2 separate regions of the Mus musculus genome follow, and region 1 is linked to region 2. Evidence: chromatin contacts called from ENCODE POLR2A ChIA-PET data. All regions are on one chromosome and are shown on one strand. The core of a region is the stretch at or near the end of the contact, and the rest is flanking DNA. Distances in the headings are between cores, read along the strand shown.

What was found. ChIA-PET counts read pairs that join two places held with the same protein, here RNA polymerase II (POLR2A).
Region 1: POLR2A ChIA-PET joins it to region 2 with 10 read pairs in Patski. The contact joins the promoter of Ddx42 here to the promoter of Ddx5 in region 2. POLR2A ChIA-PET finds 5 or more read pairs at or near these places in 3 of 5 experiments (Patski and embryonic stem cell).

The regions. Positions count from the first base shown.
Region 1 is chr11:106,214,484-106,220,449 of GRCm38, forward strand. It overlaps Ddx42 (DEAD box helicase 42), which reads left to right and starts at 2,443. Exons shown (of 18, transcript NM_028074.4): 1 at 2,443-2,673. Ccdc47 (coiled-coil domain containing 47) reads right to left here and starts at 1,884. Exons shown (of 13, transcript NM_026009.2): 1 at 1,666-1,884.
Region 2 is chr11:106,787,044-106,792,939 of GRCm38, forward strand. It overlaps Ddx5 (DEAD box helicase 5), which reads right to left and starts at 1,451. Exons shown (of 13, transcript NM_007840.3): 1 at 1,230-1,451; 2 at 1-31. The coding sequence starts at 1,273. It overlaps Cep95 (centrosomal protein 95), which reads left to right and starts at 2,209. Exons shown (of 20, transcript NM_177088.3): 1 at 2,209-2,334; 2 at 3,688-3,816; 3 at 5,434-5,541. The coding sequence starts at 2,316.

The DNA of each region.
Region 1 (5,966 bases), core at 1,193-3,692, 570 kb before region 2:
AGACTGAAGGTACTGATTTTGTATGAAATCACAGAGTACAATGCAAAAATATTTCCAACCAACAAAAGCATTTATGCTACATTTTCAATTCTGCTCCCTAATCTAAACACCAGTCCTATATCTTTAATTATCTAAAAAACAAAACAAAAACAATAAACATCTGTTTTTAAGCATTGAAATTCAGCCTAAAGGATAGATGCGTGTAAGAGTTTTATTACTGATAGGGTATGTGTATTACGACTGATGATTAAACTAGAAGTTGTCTTCTGACCTCTCCATGCACAGCGATATAATACCTCCCCCTTTATATATGCCTGACCCAAATAAATAAATTAATGTAATTTTTAAAATGTTACAAAGGGAGGCTGGGGATGTAACTCAAGCTGTTGAGACTGTCTAAATTGATAGCAGGACCATATAAGATTGGGTGTGGCGGTTTACTCCTGTAATCCCAGCACTTGGGAGACTGAGGCCGAGAGTCCAAGGCCATCTTCTTCTACATAGTGAGTCCAGGCTTCAGGAGACCCCTGTCTCAAAAGCTCCAAGGGGCCGGTAGGGTGGGTGAGGTATCCCAGTACTCAGGAGTCAAATGCAGGCACATGTCCAAATTCAAGGCTAGCCAGGACTACATAGCGAGACCCTATACTTAAGGGGGTGGGGGTGGTGGCAGGTATAGTAGTTCCAGTGGCCTGCCCTGCCTTGTCCTACATAGTGATATTAGGCCAGCCTGCAAGAGTAAGAGGCACTGCCTCAAAGAACAAAGAGCGTCTGCTTTAGTGGCTCCCTGTCCAAGCAGAAGTAACTACATATCCCTGTCAATTTGACAGTCTGGCCATTTCAGTCTATACCAGGAGTGTTCACAACACAGAAGTGTTTCTAATGGAATTCATACAGGCTCCCTCAAGGTTATTTATGTTAAAATTATCCAAGCCATTTGTGCACTGGCTTTCTGATAAGACTCAGCTGGACCTGTCAACCCATTTCTCAGATGCACAGCTCTCTGCCAGGCCATCCAGCCTCTAGGACTTCTGAAGCAGAAAACACTAGACTCCAAGCCAGGCACAACATTAACACACCCATCTTGATTATCTTCCGCAAGCTCTCTCAGTAAAAAGGAGTATATGTAGCAATCATTGCTTGTCCTCCCAGGCCTCTGTGGCATCAGTCAAAATGATGAAATTTCTAGAAATGATGTAGACATTACTGTCACCTTACAAAGTAAAGTGTTGGTTACAAATAACTTGCATGTTAGAAACCTTCGGGTAAGGTCGACTCTAGAAGCGGTTGCTTCCGTGAAACTTCTAGTGTCTAGTCCTAGGTCCACCACGGAGAAGCCTAGTTCGATGCTCTTTTATTCTTCTGGCTACACACCAGATATTTTCTCAGATTTTGTCCTGTTGGTTGGGATCTACTCGAAACCTTCCCCCAAATCTTCCTAAAGCCCAACATAAAATGGAGCAGAAAAGGATGGACAGAGGTTTAGTCTTTTTTTTTTTCTTTTAATTCTGGAAAGATAAGTTGAGGGTATTGATGCATGTCACCACCGGCCGGACTTAAAGGGTTGGTTAGGAGGGAAACAGTACCTGGCTCTGCGGCCATGCAACTTAGTCACCGCTCGGCCTGGCACGGTCACACCGACTGGAATGTCATGGCCCCGCTACCTACCTGCACCCGAGGCTGCAACCGGGCCCGGGGCTCCTGAGGCCACTACCTCCAACCAGCCTGCCTTTGTCTGGTTTCTGTCTTCAGGTCGCAAAGATAATCTGCGGGCCGCGATGTCACTGAACAGCCCAGAACAGGTAGCTCAGTCACGGCACCCTACTCTTCACGTAGCTTCAGCCGTCCGTTACGTAGAATGCGTACAGCTAGTTTGCGCCTGCGCGCGGGGTGGGGGCGGGGCGCGGCCTTCAGGACATCCGCGCAAGGCGAGCTAGGGCTGCTGGGAAAATTACGTAACCCCCAGCGTCCCCTGGGCTACAAGTGCTCTAACTAGCGGAGGCTGCGTTTCTCCCGTAGGGTTCCGTCCGTCGGGTAGACGTCACTTTGATCGGATGCTCCGGAAGCTAAAGGTGGCCATAGTCTATGGGGCCATGTGGACAGAGGCATGAAGGGAAATGTTGCCCGAGTCGTGGGTTTTTTGTGTTGCTTTGGTTTTTGGCAAGGGACAAGAGCTAAGGGAAGGTGGACATTCTTATGTAAATGAAGTTTCCAATCAACACCTTATTACCTTGAGTTTTTCGGGCGGTTCCCCATCGCCGCGGCTCTCTTCATTGCAGACTCCCTCACTACACGACCCAGACACAATCCTCACCCAGGACCAGATTCCCGTCCGGGGTGTGTGACGTAGTTATGTTGCGTTCCGGAATCGGAAGAGCGGCATTAATTGGCGCCTTTCGGCAGCCGTAGCCCCAGCCCCACCCTTCGGCTCGCGCTCTACTTAGCGCGCATGTCAGACGCTCCCCCCACCCTACCCCCAGTCAGCAACGGGCCGTGAGGCGGCGGCGAAGGGGGCGGAGGAAGAGCGCGGCTGGACGCGGTCCCGCACCGCGCGTACGCAGGGCCGCGGGGGTTCTTTCGCGCCGACTGGAGTAGCAACTGCGTCTGCAGCCGCGGCAGCGGGTTTGGGTGAAGGGCTCGCCAGACGCAGTGCCGCTAGCCCGGGGGACACGAGAGGTAACTGGGGCCTGGCGAGGGCGGAGGAACCTCGGCCTCGTTTAACAAAGAATCGGCAGAGCCTGGGGACCCGGGTGGCTGCGGGGGTCCGGGCAGGGATGGGTACGCGATCTGGAGCCCCGAGGTGGCCCTCTGGAGCTACGTTGCCTTCCCACGGCTCTGCTCCTTGCACGTCTTAACGAGGCCCACTTGGCGGCTTTCCGGAGGCGGTGCTTGATGGGCTCCAGGAAGGGATTTTTCAGGGTGCTGGGCTCCGAAGCTGTGAGAGCCAGTGGAGGAGTATTGATCCTTGTAGGTAGCTGTTGGGGATTGCGGACCCACAAATGGAGGCGGGGAGGGTCTCGGTAGCGGAGGTTGACAGATTAGAAGGCTGTGATAGTCATTGATCTTTGTGAAACCTTGAGTAGATCATGATTAACATCATCACCATAGTTACAAACTTTTTGCGGCCTACTTGAGCCTACCTGATTTGAATAATATATATGGGTTGAAAACCTGTATCAGAATCGTAAGGAAAAAATTATACTAGTCAAGTTTGGAAGCATATATAAACTTTTCTGTCATCTTAGCTTTTTCCCTTTTCACCCCTACCCCTTTAGGCTGTGGTTTTGTGGCTTTCCTACTGTGTTGTTGTTGTTGTTACTATTTGCAAGTGTTATTTCTGTATTGTCTCCTACACATACCTGAACAGCTATTAAGCTGAACAATTATTAAGTAGAGTAGATATTATGTCTTTTTCTTTTTCTTTTTTTTCTTCCTTCGAGACAGGGTTTCTCTGTAGCCCTGGCTGTCCTGGAATTCACTCTATAGACCAGGCTGGCCTCGAACTCAGAGATCCACCTGCCTCTGCCTCCCAAGTGCTGGGATTAAAGGCGTGCATCACCACCCGTCGTGGGTGGTAGGTTATGTCTTAATTCGTTTAAACTTTGTAGAGTCCAATCCTGTTCTGACAGGTGGGAAGTGAACAGTAAGTCTGATATAAAAATTTATTCTTCCAGGGCGAAAATGTTATTTTACTTTACCTAGAAGGAGAATTGCAGTGATTCATTTAAAAATAAAATTGTTATTGCCTTGCCTCTGTGCCTGTTCTCTCTTGAATTGCTTAAGTGTTAAATCTATGACCACTGCACTCATGAGACTCTTTATATACATTTTTTGGACGTATTATTTTGTTTGTCTTTGTTTTTGTTTTTTCAAGACAGGGCTTTTCTGTATAGCTCTTGTTGTTCTGGAACTCACTCTGTAGACCAGGCTGGCCTGGAACTCAGAAATCTGCCTGCCTCTGCCTCCCAAGTGCTGGGATTAAAGGCATGCGCCACCACTGCCCGGCACGTTATTTCTTTATGTATGTTTATCATGCCCTCCTGTAGAGGTTAGAGGCCAACCTCTGGGAGTTGGTTTTCTCCTTCCACTATGTAGGTCCTCAGGATGGAATTCTGGTCAGGCGATTAATCTGTAGAACCATTTTACCAGTCCATTTATGAAACTTTCTAAAGAAGAAGGAGAGATGTGTGTTATGCTTTATGTTAAAGAGTAGTCTGTACCAGCAAAGGAGGCTTGGGAGAAGCTGCAATAGAGTAGTCAGGGAAAGCCCTTTCTGGTATCTAACAGATATTTAGGCAAGCTAGAAAATGGTGAGAGCATCTAACCACGGAGGTATCTGGAGAAAGGAATGTTCTGAGCAGGTGGACAGCAATCATGAAGGCCTTGAAGGGGACAAAGCTGGGCCTGTTAGAGGAGCAGTGTGTTTGTAGCACTTAGCAAATGAAGGAATGAGAAGATGAGGATGAAGATGAGATGAAGGATGAGACCGTAAAGGAAGAAAGGAAAACAAAGCAACTAGGGCCTTGTAGACGGTTTTGAAGATTTTGTCCTCATTCTGCATGAAATGGGGCTGTCTGAGCAGAGGAGTGCTAAATCTGACTTACATTGTAATTCAGTTCCATTCACTGTAATGTAGATTGTGATAATATAATGTAGTCTGTTTCAAAGTTCCAAGTTGTCCTTGGCTTTGTTAAAACTGATAGGAAAGGGGTGCTTTTCAGACAACTCTCACCACTCCCCTCACTCACATTTTATTAGATTTGGAATGTGATGAAAGTCTTGGTAAATGAGCTAAATACCTAATAAAAAAAAAAATGAAAAAAAAAAAAAAAAAAAAAGAAAGTCTTGGGTATTTGACAGCTTTGCATTACATTAAAGAAAGTGACAAAATTATAATTTGAATATAGCTATTTTTTATTCTGTTTTAATTTCCTATTAAGCCATTAAAAAACTAACTGGCTCAACAGTGTTTAAGATGTTCTTACTAAGCAGATTATTAAGTAGAGTAGATATTAACCAACTGTCATTGTAGCTCTCTTATGAAGCTTACCCCACTCTTTTACTCAGTGATCTTGATATCGTAAGTGGTGCTTGACCCTTGAATGGGAATCTGAGTTAAGAGATCTGATATTATCAATTTATCAATGGGGAGATTGCTTTCTGGAGAAATGATAACTATGCCTATAGTGTGGGTTGCACTGTATTGCCATACTTCACTCAATATATTTGAGTTTTATTTATTGAATTTGGTCCAGAGTCTCACTCTTTAGGTCATGTTGATCTAGAGCTCACTTTATAGCCCAGGTTAGTCTTTAACACACAGTATCCTCTCTGTCAGCCTCTTGAATGCTGAAGCATGGGTCACTACACATTTTTCCCCATTATTTTGGAGTAAAAACCTAGTAGTAAGGTGTATGATAGTCTCACCATTTTGCAAATGGAAAATCTGCTAATAACATCTTTAAGATTCATGCTATTAGTGGCAGAATTAGAGTTTGAATATAGCTAACTGGTATTATTTTACAATCCTGTTAAAATTTCTAAATGAACCATCACATTTTGGTGCCTGGATACCAAGCTGTCCTTTATAGCATCTTCAGTTATTCTCATCCAAGGGTAGCTCCTCTTTAAAACTCTTGTATGTAAAGCATGAATAATGAGTATCTGCTCTTAAAGACCTAAGAGAGTGAATGTAAATACTCAGCCATGAGATGTATCGTGTTTAAGAAACAATGTAGTGCCAGGTGTTTAAAGACCAGAGAAGGGGTTTAACATAAATCTATACAAATCATATTTGTGTTGATGCTCTAGAATTGTTATTCCAGTGAGCTGTACAGGTAAGAAGGACCTTGATAGGTCAATGTCAATAACAGATTTTGTGTGGGAGAACCCAAGTAGAGGTAAGAACTCCATCAGACTGCTTGATTTTCTTTGGAACCCTGGGCAATATGGGTGGTTAAAGTTATTTA
Region 2 (5,896 bases), core at 201-2,700:
TCTACTCCCTCCAAATCGAGGTGCACCAAACCTACACACACACAAAACAAAAGTTGGGCACATTGTGAAAGATACTGCATGAACAGGTTTGCCCTCACATTTCATCTGCTGCCTTTTGATAGAGCCAAAGTGTGCTTCTGGAATCCTTCCCAACTGTCATTCTAAGGACAGCCACAACTGGCAGCGTTTCTTTTCTGAAGTCCCAAGCACACTCTACTGAGGCCAAATAAACATCGTGGGTTTATCAGGTGGCAAACAGCCCAAACATCTGACCAGATTACAAGGACAAGAGTTAGAGCCTCCATCTTCTCTCCCCACAGAGCTTAGGCATTAGCGTCTAGGAGCTGGGCAAGAAGGGAGGAGCTTAGGAAGGTTATTTTTGCCCGTTTTCATCAAAGGACCTAATCTTAAAGAAATAACGGGGCCGCAAAGGCAATGTGAGCAGCTGAACGAGGCTAGCACGGCGGACAGGGTAGAAAGGGGAACAGGCGCCAGCGAGCCGAGTCTAGGGAAACGCCGCGAACGGCTGCAAACCAAGGTAACAAAATTATATAACGCGAGGGAGAAAAAGAGGAGGAGCCGAAAGCAACCGGGGGAGGAGTCCCGGCCCGGGCGGCGTTCCCGCTGGGGCGGCGCTTCCTTCTTTGTCTCGCATTTCTCTCTGCGCCACATTTTCTCGCCGCTGCCATTTTGAGCTCCTCCGCCGGGCGGGGTAACAAAGGCGCCGCCGCCATGTCCGAGGCCGGCATTTTGTGGCTGCGGCTCCGCCACATGGCCGAATCCGCCGGCGTAGGCCACCCAACGGGGCACAGGGGACCTCGAAAGCGCCCCTTCTTTCCCCCGGGGATACCGGAAGGGGGGGCCCCCCTCAAAAAACAACCCAACGAAAGATTGCGCAAACGACGCCGGGAACCGCCTCAAAGGCGCGGCGCTTCCCGACCGAAAACACTCCTCCGGGTTTCCCTCAACAGCCGCGAGGTCGCCGGGCCGCCCCGGGTCCCGGCCCACCCTCCCGGACCAAAAAAAAAAAAAAAAAAAAAAAAAAAAAGGTTGAACGCCATTACCCGAAGCGTAGCCTTTAACGGCTTTTAACCGGACGTGTGACAAAAGCCAGGCCTCCTTTCAGGAAGGGAAAAAAAAAAATCTAAAGGTCGGTTGGGAAGGCGAGCCTTCGGCCGCGCCGCTCTCCCATCCCCCACCCGGCCTGACAGGTCTCTTGTCACACTCACCCTCGATCCCGGCCGCGGTCTCGGTCACTAGAATAACTCGACATGGCGTCAATGGTGGCGGTGTGCGGGCGGAACCCAGTGAAAGTAGAATCCTGCGGCGACGAGTCGCGGAGAGAAGGCCTCGGCGACGGCGAAGCCTCTGCGGGGGCGTCACCAGCGGAGGGGCCGGTGGTGTCGAGGGCCGGAGCTGCGAGGGCAAGGACCGATGGAAATGAATGAGGTGCCGGCTGCGTCCCGGCAGCCGCTTTTATAGTCTGGACCGCCTCCTCGCCGCAAAGCACGCTGGGAGCCGCTCTATGACCTAATCACCCCGCCCCCCTGGCTCGGAGGCCCTCAACGCCCGCCCGCCCGGGTTCCGGAATCCGCCATGTTCTCGCCCCTCCCCCTCCGCGGGCGGGCGCTCCCTCCCCGGCGCCCGTTTATTACTCGCTTCACGACTGGGTGACACCACTAGAATGCCTCGCCCCGACGCCCTTTTGGCGACACCGCCGTCTCTCGTCTCGCTACACCTCAGACAAGCTGCTTCCCCGTGGCCAGACGGTCCTTAAAATGGCCAGCGCCAGCCATTCCACCGACTCTACTTGAAGATGTTTACGTCTCCACAGACTCCCCCCACGCCCATAACCGAAGGAGACCAGGGAGGCGGAGCTTGGCCTCATCACGTGATCGGACCCAGGGCAAGGCGGATCGCACTACTTCCTCGCTTGGTCTCTCGGCGGAGGAACACCAAACCACCAACTCACCGGAAGCGCGGCTCCAACGCCCCCGGGGAGATCGGCCGGGCTGCTGGGTGACCTGGCTGCCCTGCCCGCCGATCTGAGAACCCGTAAGCGGGATCTTGACCGCGGGGAATGGTATCTGGAGCCCGCAAACTGCCGCCTCAGCGCGTGCTGCGAGGAAGTGCTCCTCTGCTGTCCAATCAGCGTCGAGAAGCCGTTTTAACGTCCCTCCCTCTTCCACCCCTCCTTCCCCGCTCGCTAGTGTCTGCCCCCTCCTCCTCCCGTCGGCTCGACCGAGTTCGACCCTTCTGGGACACCGTCGCCCGCGCTCTCGTCTTGGAGTCCGGCCGCGACCTCTCCTGGCAGTATGGCCAGCTCAGAGGCTGGTGAGTCTCGGCCTGGAGCCCTGGTGGTTTTGTACTGCAGCATTCCGCGGACCTTGGGCTGAATCTGAACCGCGTCTGCGCCGCTGCGGAGGCTCGGGACTGTCGGACACTAGTTGCAGTCGCGCGCGCGGTGGGGGGGGGGGTTCTATGAATTTAGGGTCTCAGCCTCGAAACCTCTTGCGGTTTCCAGACGTGGAACTGAGACTTGGGATGAGATAGGAACTCTTTGTCGAGCCTGGGACACCCGCATCCTGTCTATATAGAGCAGTCAAGATCCTTTCTTGGATCCGAATTTTTGTGGGGTATCTATCCACAGACTGTCTCTCTTTCCCCTTGCTTTGTTTGGACTAAGGCAGAACTTATCTTTATATTGATTTTTTTTTCCTTTTTGAGGCATAGCACTCATAAGTTCTTTTGATGCCCTCTAGAGTAACTGGCATTTTCTAGTACTGCCTTTGAAAAGCCAATTGATTCGGTTGTCTAGGACGCTTTCCTCTCTTTCCAAAATGGTTGTCATGGCTTGGTCAGCTGTGCGACATAGGCATCGGGAAGAGGGCATACTGGGCATGACATATTCAGACTATTGTCTCCAGAGCGTGTGTCAGTACTGGAAATGTGGCCAGTTCCAGTCATTTCAAGATTCAGGGGTTTCAAGTTTTGGAATTATTGCTGAAATCCTTAACCTTAGTCCTGCACTATCTAGGGAAGGGCAAGAGCTGGTTTTGGAAAACAATTAATGTGCTAATTTAGAACTTAGCGATTTGGGTTTTTTTTTTCTTCATTTTTTACCTTCGTATACATCAAATATAATAAAAGGAAAACTAACAAATGCATTAGTGTCGGTGTTGTCATTATTCAAGTTCCTAACAGCCTAAATTAATCCCTTATTTGGGCACCCGAGAGATCTTAACTTACACAAGATAATTGGGTAAAAACATGTCTAAAACTATTGGGAATTCTGAGCCACCTCCGTTAGTTTCTAGCAACTTTTAGATTATCATTTACAGCTGACTTATGACATTCCTGGTTACCTATAAATTTATTGTAACTAAAAACACCCATGTGAGTATAAAAATACTGGCAAATAGGATTTTAGGTTACAAGAATAAGAGTTGGGTTGGAACAGCTGTTTTGACTTCAAAGAAGCTAGCTAGCACAGGAAATTATCTTAAATACATCTTTTGAGAACTTGCCTGGTTGAGTCTTTGAAATTTCATAAGAGTCCTTATCTTGTACAGTTTCCAATGTATATTCTTGTGCAGCAGTGATTTTTAAATGTACATATATATGACTTTCTCTATTGCTATTGAAGACTGATTTCCCCCTCCTCCCACCCCACTTCTTCCCCAACAGAATGGGTAACAATTGCCAATAACCTCCTTTTTAAATGTCACATACACCTGAGGATACACGAACTTCAAGACTGTGATGCTAATGTTTTTATTGCCCTTTATCAATCCATTTTGGGAGAAAAGGTACCAGGTAAGGGTACTGAAAAGTGAGAATAATTTTATGTCTTAGGTCACAGGTTTCCTTTGACATAGAATTTTGTTTCCCTTTCAATATCTTATTTCTATCCAAATATGGTGCAAGTTGCTTTAATGAGTACAGTATGGACCTCACCCATAATAATAGCCATGATTAAATAAATGGTTTGGCGTTTATTTGAATTAATCCCCATTTGACTCAATCTCATATAGTTCATTCATGCCTTTAAAAACGTTATTTCTGTAACTACCTTCAAGATTCTAAATTTGAATAGGTCTTGAAATTTATTGGATCTTAACTACTGATTATAGATAAGAATTAACATTATAGTGAAGTGTGTTGGCCAGGCTGGTCTACATAGTGAATTCTAAAGTTACATAGTCCTTGTTTCTAAAAGGGAAAAAAAATGTTGTTTGTATTTGGTTAACCTAATTTACTGAGAAGATAGCTAATTCATGCTGTAGTGGTGCATGCTTTTAATCCCAGCACTGGAGAGGCAGAAGGAAGGTAGATCTCTCCACAGAGATGGGGTCCAGCCTGGTCCACAGATTGAGTAAATGAAAATAGCCAGTAAATGTGACTAACTGTGACTGCTTATTTTCTTTTAGGTGCCAGATCATTTGCATGTGTCCTCTGTTAAATATCACAGACCCCTTATCTTTAGAATCCTTACTGCTCCTTCCTTTGGCTCTGAGAAAGCATTACTATAAAATGCCTCTGCCTCTGCCTCTGCCTCTGCCTCTGCCTCTGCCTCTGCCTCTGCCTCTGCCTCTGCCTCTGCCTCTGCCTCTGCCTCTGCCTCTCGAGCACCAGGAGCAAAGGCATGCACCACTACACCCACCTTCAATACCAGAGAGACACTTGGCTTGCTGTTGAGATCTCTCCATACTCTCTATGTGTGCTTTAGCTTTTATGCCAGCTATTCCCAGAAGATGCTTGTAACGGCCTTTAAGAGGCCTACCTGAGCACCTGCTGTGGTTTGCTGCTCTTGATTCTTGAGACAGTATCACTGTGTAGCCTCAGTTGGCCTAGAACTTGCTATGTGGACCAGGCTGTACTTTGCCTTCTGAATGAATGCTGGAATTAAAGGCATGTGCCACCATGTCTAGCTGATTTGGGATTTAATTTTTTGCTTTACTTTGTCAAGGAAAGCGGCTCATAGTTAGGGAATTAATAGACAAGTGTAGTTGCAAACTCATAATACTACCACAGCCCCTCCAGTGCTGAGATTATAGATGTGTGTCATCATGCACAGCCTTGTTTTTATTATTAGACCATCTTATTGCCTTGAATATAGGGATCTCTTTATCCCTTTTCATGGTGCTTCCATAAAATACACTCATACATGCGTGAAAAGTATTTCACTAATATATACAGAGTGTTGAAAAACAAGTTTCAATCAATAGTCAATCAATACAGTCTCTAGTGCATAGTATTTAGGCTCCTTACTCCTTAAGTTCTTTTTTGTTTGTTTGTTTGAGTTGCTTTTATAGCAGAGTTTACTCAGAAGCTTAGTCATAGACTATGACAAATATAAATATATGTACTTATATTTTAAAATTTGGCTCCTCAAAGATCTAAAACAATGTGACTTTCCCTCCCGCCATACAGACCTCATAGTTCTTCCCAGGAATCAAGAAGACGAGGCCCACAATGTCCAAGCGGTAATTGATTCACTCGCTTTGGATTACCTTCAGGTCAGCCTGTCTCACATAACAGGTTAGTATATATTTACCCAACAGATAATGACATTTTATTAAATGTTAGACTCTTAGGTGCTGTTTAACCAAGTCCAAACAGGAAACTGTAAGACTGAGCTATGGTGAGGGCCCTGACATGGAGTCAGAAATGTGTTGTATGTGTTCCTTGGTTTTTATTTGTTTTGAGTCAGGGTTTTTCTGTGTATTCCTGGCTGTCCTGAAACTCCCTCTGTAGGCCAGGCTGACCTAATACTCAGATCATCTGCCTGAGTGCTACACAGAGAAACACTGTCTCAAAAAAATCTGCCCCCCCCCCCCAAAAAAGGTGTGTGCCACCATGCTTCTTTTAAAGCATCATGCTGAATGAATATTGT